2 separate regions of the Homo sapiens genome follow, and region 2 is linked to region 1. A link is a loop called in an ENCODE intact Hi-C map of the cell type or tissue named here. Cell type or tissue: sigmoid colon. All regions are shown on one strand. Each heading gives the region's core, and the rest is flanking DNA. Links, peaks and the distances in the headings are about the cores only. Region 1 has its middle 190 kb from the start of UBE2E1. Region 2 has its middle 140 kb from the start of UBE2E1.

Region 1 (2,915 bases), core at 105-2,604:
TTTGTGAGTAAAAGCATTTCTTACGGTGTTCAAACATATCTTAGTATACTAAAGAGAAACGGAAATATTCTACACATAGACTTTATTTTATGGGAATGATAGTGCCTTCTGGGTCTTACTTCACTGGGATTTTTAAAAATCAAGGAAATATATATGAACGTGTTTTGTTCCCTCTGAAGAAATGTGGCATATAAATCCAAAACCTTGTTAACTTAATTCAATAAAACTTTATGGAAATGATATAAAAGCACCTGGTGAATTCTAGTTTATGCTCTAATTACCTACACAAAACATTTTTCACTCACTCCATAAAAGGGTTATAGCCCATTTTTTTTTTTTATTTATGCGAGCTTGAAATGAAACTCACTTCCCAGTAAGGAGGTGATTCGCTGTCAAATCATGGGAGAAAGATTGTTTGACGAGGAAAGTTGATAGTCACATCCACGTGTTCCTACCCCGCCTCACCACACCACACTCTGGAGCAAACAACTCCTTTTTCTTTTTTTTATTCTAAACTGCGCTTGAGAAGTCTTATTTATACAATTTTACGCAAGCTAAGGGGAGCACATTGCGTTCTAGTCTTCTTTTCTTCTCCCCCTCTCTCTCCTTTTTCACAGAACCTAATTATTGGACACATGGCTCCTTTAAAACAATCAAGAACAGGAAGGCATGTCCTCTCTGCCGTTCCCTCTGGCTCTGAGGAAAGGCAGCCCGTTCAGGGTTCAGGGCCCGGGAATTTTTTCTGAGCAATAACCAGCTTGAAGTGGCCCTGCCAATGGAGTCCTCTGGGGCTGAGTTATCGGAAGCCCCAGAGATGCTCGTTCTCTGCAGGACATGGAAGTCTACCCTGACCAGAGGAGGGGTGAGACCTTTCGCTAGGGTCCTTTCACCTGCTCCACGTAGACCCCCCACCAGAAGTCTGCACCCCTCCCGCCCCCTTTTGCCTCGGCAGGAAGTTTCACACTCGCTTGTCTGGCCCTGAAACAAGCTTCCTCTTTCTCAGATGCAAGGCCACCTACTCGCTCTGGAATTCCTTCACAGACTAACCAGGCCCTTCTTGAGCAGGCCCCCAAAAGAAAAATGATTAATGTGGCTGATACGTATATTGCAGACTGTCCGTCAACAGAAGTGGAAAAAAAACACCTTTGGGGGCTGTCCCTAGGCTTAGGCACTACAGCGAGTTCCCAGCTTCAAAGGAGCTTTATCTAAAAGCCATTTTTCTCTGGAGCTGAGAGGAGCAGGGAGAGCGGGCAGCCGGCCAGCCACAGCTGGAGAGAGGACTCTAAAGGCCTGTTGAGCACCAGCTCCTTTGCTGGGTTGCCGGCTCTGGTTTTATTTTGGCCGTGTCAGATTCTGGCTTGAGTTTGTACTGATGTTGCCAGCTCATTCGTTATGCCCATAAAATAATAATGCCAGCAATAACAACAATGAATAATAATAACACAGCAGATCCCGTTTACTCAGCACTCACCATGTGCCCGATGCTGGGCTACATATTTAACCTAAATTTTCTCATTTAATCCTTACAAACTCCTAGAGGTTTAATGACCTCCCTAAACCCAAGTCAGCCATGAAATTCTGTCTGAATCCAAAGCCCATTGAGGACTCTGCTCTTCTATATATGGCCTGGGCTGTATTTTCAAATCCCCAGAGGACGGAACTTTTAAAAGGCTGTTACCCGCCCAGGCCCTGGAGGCTGGGAGGTCACCGAGGGGCTGTCATTTTTAGGAAGGTCCTATCCACAGAGAGATGGCCAAGCAATGTGCCCACCTCTTTAAGTTAAAGGCTAAGGGAAACGTCACACTCTCAAATATTAGAAGGAAAATTATAAAATTGGTGAATATCAGAGTAAAGCAAAATTTGCCTTTCATATAGTAGACACTCAAAATCATTCTATGAAGTAGAACCCTCTAATTTTTTTTCTCCTAGACTTACCTCTTTTGTGCTTAGTAGGCCCTTTTGATGTCTGTGTAGGGGAGGTATTGCCCAAGCTTATTTTCTTTGTGACAACTTGAGTTCTTGAGCCATAGATTTTTAGGCCATGTAAAATGTAGGTGGAAACACAATTTCTCCCTTAACTTCTTTTTCTCTATTATCCTGATATTTAAAACATTCGTTGATTAAGTTTTTTTTTTTTTTTTGAGATGAAGTCTTGCTCTGTCTCCCAGGCCGGAGTGCAGTGGCGCAATCTCGGCTCACTGCAACCTCCGCTTCCTGGGTTCAAGTGATTCTCCTGCCTCAGCCTCCCAAGTAGCTGGGATTACAGGCGTGTGCCACCAAGCCCGGCTACTTTTTTTGTATTTTTAGTAGAGATGGAGTTTCACCGTGGTAGCCAGGATGGTCTCTATCTCCTGACCTCGTGATCCACTTGCCTCAACCTCCCAAAGTGCTGGGATTACAGGCGTGAGCCACTGCGCCCAGCCGATTAAGCTATTTTTGAACATATCATAGTAATGTGAACCACAAATTAGCATATTTTTCCAGGGCTGGAACATTTATTGAGGTTTCAGAACCTAAACATTTCCCAAGAAAACCTGCACATTAGTATTAGCAGAGTCCATAAATTGTTTTTAGAAACAGGTACTAAATAAATCCTAAATATATAAAGAATAGAAACGAAAACAAGACAACCTATCAGAGTTTATTTTAAATGTAATCCAGATAGAAGATTTCCACTCGGGCATTTTAGCAGCACACTCTGGCTTCGAGGCCGAGTGCAGCCCTGCGGTCAGCCACAATCCCCTTGGCTCTGTTGCTTAGTCAAGGAGCAAAATCAATGGCCTGTCCTTTCCTCTTCCCCCATTCCAGCCCTGTCCCCCAAGTCTCTCCATGCAAAGAATCCTTTGTAGTTGTACCTAATTTTCCTTCAGGCCTTGTAACTCTTTATTTTATTTCTTTGGTGACACCTGTTTTAC
Region 2 (2,915 bases), core at 145-2,644, 51 kb before region 1:
ACTGCTGTGTGACAGGCTCTGTGCTGGCCCCACAATCAACCCTGCAATCAGTAGCATCATCTCCACTTTACAGATGACTAAGTGGAGGGTCATAAAAGCTGACTATCATGCCCCAAACCATACAGCTAGTAAGAGGAAGAGCTTGCATTAGAATTTAGATTTACTGAATTTAAAATCCCGAAGTCAGATCCATCCTCAGGAGAGGAAATCCACTGGGGAAAAAGGTCAGAACCAGCCATAAGGGAGCTCTTACAGAGTAGGAAGATGTTGGGTTTGGAGAGGAGATCTCAGAAGAGATCCATGAGTGCCATCTTCCAATACCTGAAGGCTCACCGGTGGTTAGACTGGCTCTGTGTCATTCCAAGGGGTAGCAGTAGAGTCAATAGGTAGAAGTTGTAAGGAGAAATATTTCCACGGAGACTGAGGACACATTTTGTCAACAGTCAGAGCTGCCCAAATTCGGATACTTTGGAAGATAGTGAGGACCAGGTGCTGCAGAAGACCAAGCAAAGGCTTTTGATACTTGGCCTGTTCCCCAAAGGCTGCAGCACTGTTCTGTGGAGTGGCTACATCAATTCGCCTGGGTGTTATTCAAAATAAGCAGGTCCATCCCAGGCCTACTATATCAGAATCTCACGGAAGTGAGGCCCAATGACTTTTATTTTGAACAAGTGTTTGCAGTTATTGTGATGTTGTGATGTGCAGCCAGGATTCAGAGCCACTGCTGCACAGAGGACGACATTTAAGCATCCGTTGGATGGTTGGACTATATGACTTTTCAAATCTCTTCCAGTGTTGAAATTCTATTATACCATGTTCGCTAAAGCTTGCCAACCAAATTATGGTGAGTGAACTTGGCAAGATTAATCATTTCCTTATTTGGCCTGTTTACTACTTAATGGGCAGCAGTGGGGGTAGAGTTCTTTGGCTAAAAAAGCAAAACTGCTAGTTGCCCACATTAGTTGAGATGCATTAGATTTTAACTCTTTTTTTTTTTTTTTCCTTTGGTAAGACAGGAATTCAGGGGAAGGGGCAAGGTAAAACAAGAAATATTTTCTCATATTTTCTTGCTAATAGAAATGTCAAATTTTTGCACTCATTGCCAGGAACCATGGAGTTCCAAGCTCTTTTATAAAAGGCAGTTAGGAACTTTGAGTTGGTCTACTATAGATAAGGATAGCAAAGGGCTGCAAAACTTGGCCTGTGGGATGAGACCATGTTAACAGTTTCCAAGGAAGCAGCTTTTACAAGCTTTATTCATAACACACCATTGACGAAAAGAAACAAGTGCCAAGCCCCATCAAGTTGAGGTATTGTTGAGAACACAGCTGGGTCACAGACGGAGTTGGAAAATGCAACCAGAGGAACACCAAGAGCAGCAAACTGAGAATGAGTTTTTGCTTTTCAGTCTCATCACTGAAAAGACACCCACGGCCCTCAGTCCAAATAGAAAGGAATCCTTGAGGACTGAAGCTGGGGTCACAGAACATCTGAATCACCAGATCCAGGTGCTGCACGCTCTTGGTCAGAGTGAGGACTGTACAAAAAGAAAAACAGGATCCCCTCTCCGAAAAGCAAATGAAGTGGTCATTTCTTTGCCCAGAACAATGCAGAAAAGTTCATCATTTTGCTGCCTTTTTTATGGAAAGATAGCCTGAAGGACAGGTACTGAACTAAAAAAAATTAGCTAAGGAGGCCAACAAGAATCCAGGTAAAAAGAAAATGTGGTAATAAATGCCTTAACTCCATTAAGTTTGAGCCAATAGCTGCTCAGTCAGGAAAAGCCATAAATGTAGAGGAGGCTGTTATTGGTTTCAGGTTCTCTATTTCTCCCTGAAGGGCATTATTTTGTTCTTTGCTTCACTCAGCTATTAAACATGGTCTTTTGAGAACAATATCTGGATTTAAGACACGTGGAATCTATTTTTTTTTCCCCTAAAACTTCCATCAAGTCATTTGTCCCCACTCTTTCTAGTTGGTCATATTTCTGGCACGGCTATAACAACCGTTTTATCATTTCTTATGGGATAATCCGATTCCAGTTCTCATGGCTCCTTCCGGTTCTACATTCGGGTTGTCTCTTTCTCTATAAGCGAGTGGGCTGCCATCATTTCAGATCTGTGCCTGTGGTTTGTGTGCCTCGACAAGCCATTGTCATGTGGACACAGCTCAGAAAAGTGTCTACATCTGGAAAGAATGGGGAACAGCTCATCTATGTACTCGGTAATAAACGCTCCCGAATATTCCCATACTAGGATTTCTACTGGGAATTCAAAGAAAGTCAGTGTGGTCTGACTTTTGTTTTTGTTTAAGGAAGTGGTTTTCAAAGTGAGGTCTCTGGTGGCTGTGAGCTAATTAAAAAATGCAACTCCTTCACCGACTTCCATTTTTATGTACCACTCAGGTCTTCTTACTAGGAATTTATAAACAAAATTAGCACCATACTTGAGGATGCACAGAACTCTATTTTGTCCTCTCCTAAGAGGTCCGGCTGTGAAAACACTTGGCATCACGACTTTGACTTACTTTTTTTCCTAATAAACAGATTTCATGACCTAGTATGCATCGTGGTTAACCACAGCTACAGCTAAATAAAACATCTACATGTAAACAACCTCTTCTTGTTACTATCTAGTTGCTCTTCCATGGAAGGTTGAAATGGGTGGACCATTACAGTCTTTTGTCTCAACTGAATGGTGTGGAACCATAAAAGTTTGTGAGGACTAGTCTAAAACAATGGGATGTACCAGAAATGGAACAAGCTTTTGGAGTCAGACCAACCTAGGGTCAAGCCTCCATGCACGGATTTCAGTCGGCAGGTTGAAATCCAGCCTACACTCTGCCAGTCAAGCCTCTGTAGAGCTTGGTTTCATTCAACATTTACTTCCCTAGGAGTAAGGGGGAAGGAGTAGGAG

What was found. Hi-C counts contacts between places; a loop is a spot of excess contacts. Peaks named below come from ENCODE experiments on the same cell type or tissue, not always from the same donor. Only the 100,000 strongest peaks of a DNase experiment are listed, where the experiment ranks them.
Region 2: a loop joins it to region 1, with 2.2 times the contacts of the local background. A loop is called at or near these places in 2 of 110 quality-filtered maps.

The regions. Positions count from the first base shown.
Region 1 is chr3:23,610,313-23,613,227 of GRCh38, reverse strand. No RefSeq gene overlaps it. Among named protein-coding and RNA genes, the nearest start is that of UBE2E1, 190 kb to the left of the region's middle. In sigmoid colon, for the core only: no CTCF peak of the experiment used is centred there; DNase peaks (open chromatin) are centred at 950 and 1,277; H3K4me3 peaks cover 743 bases.
Region 2 is chr3:23,661,795-23,664,709 of GRCh38, reverse strand. No RefSeq gene overlaps it. Among named protein-coding and RNA genes, the nearest start is that of UBE2E1, 140 kb to the left of the region's middle. In sigmoid colon, for the core only: no CTCF peak of the experiment used is centred there; a DNase peak (open chromatin) is centred at 1,309.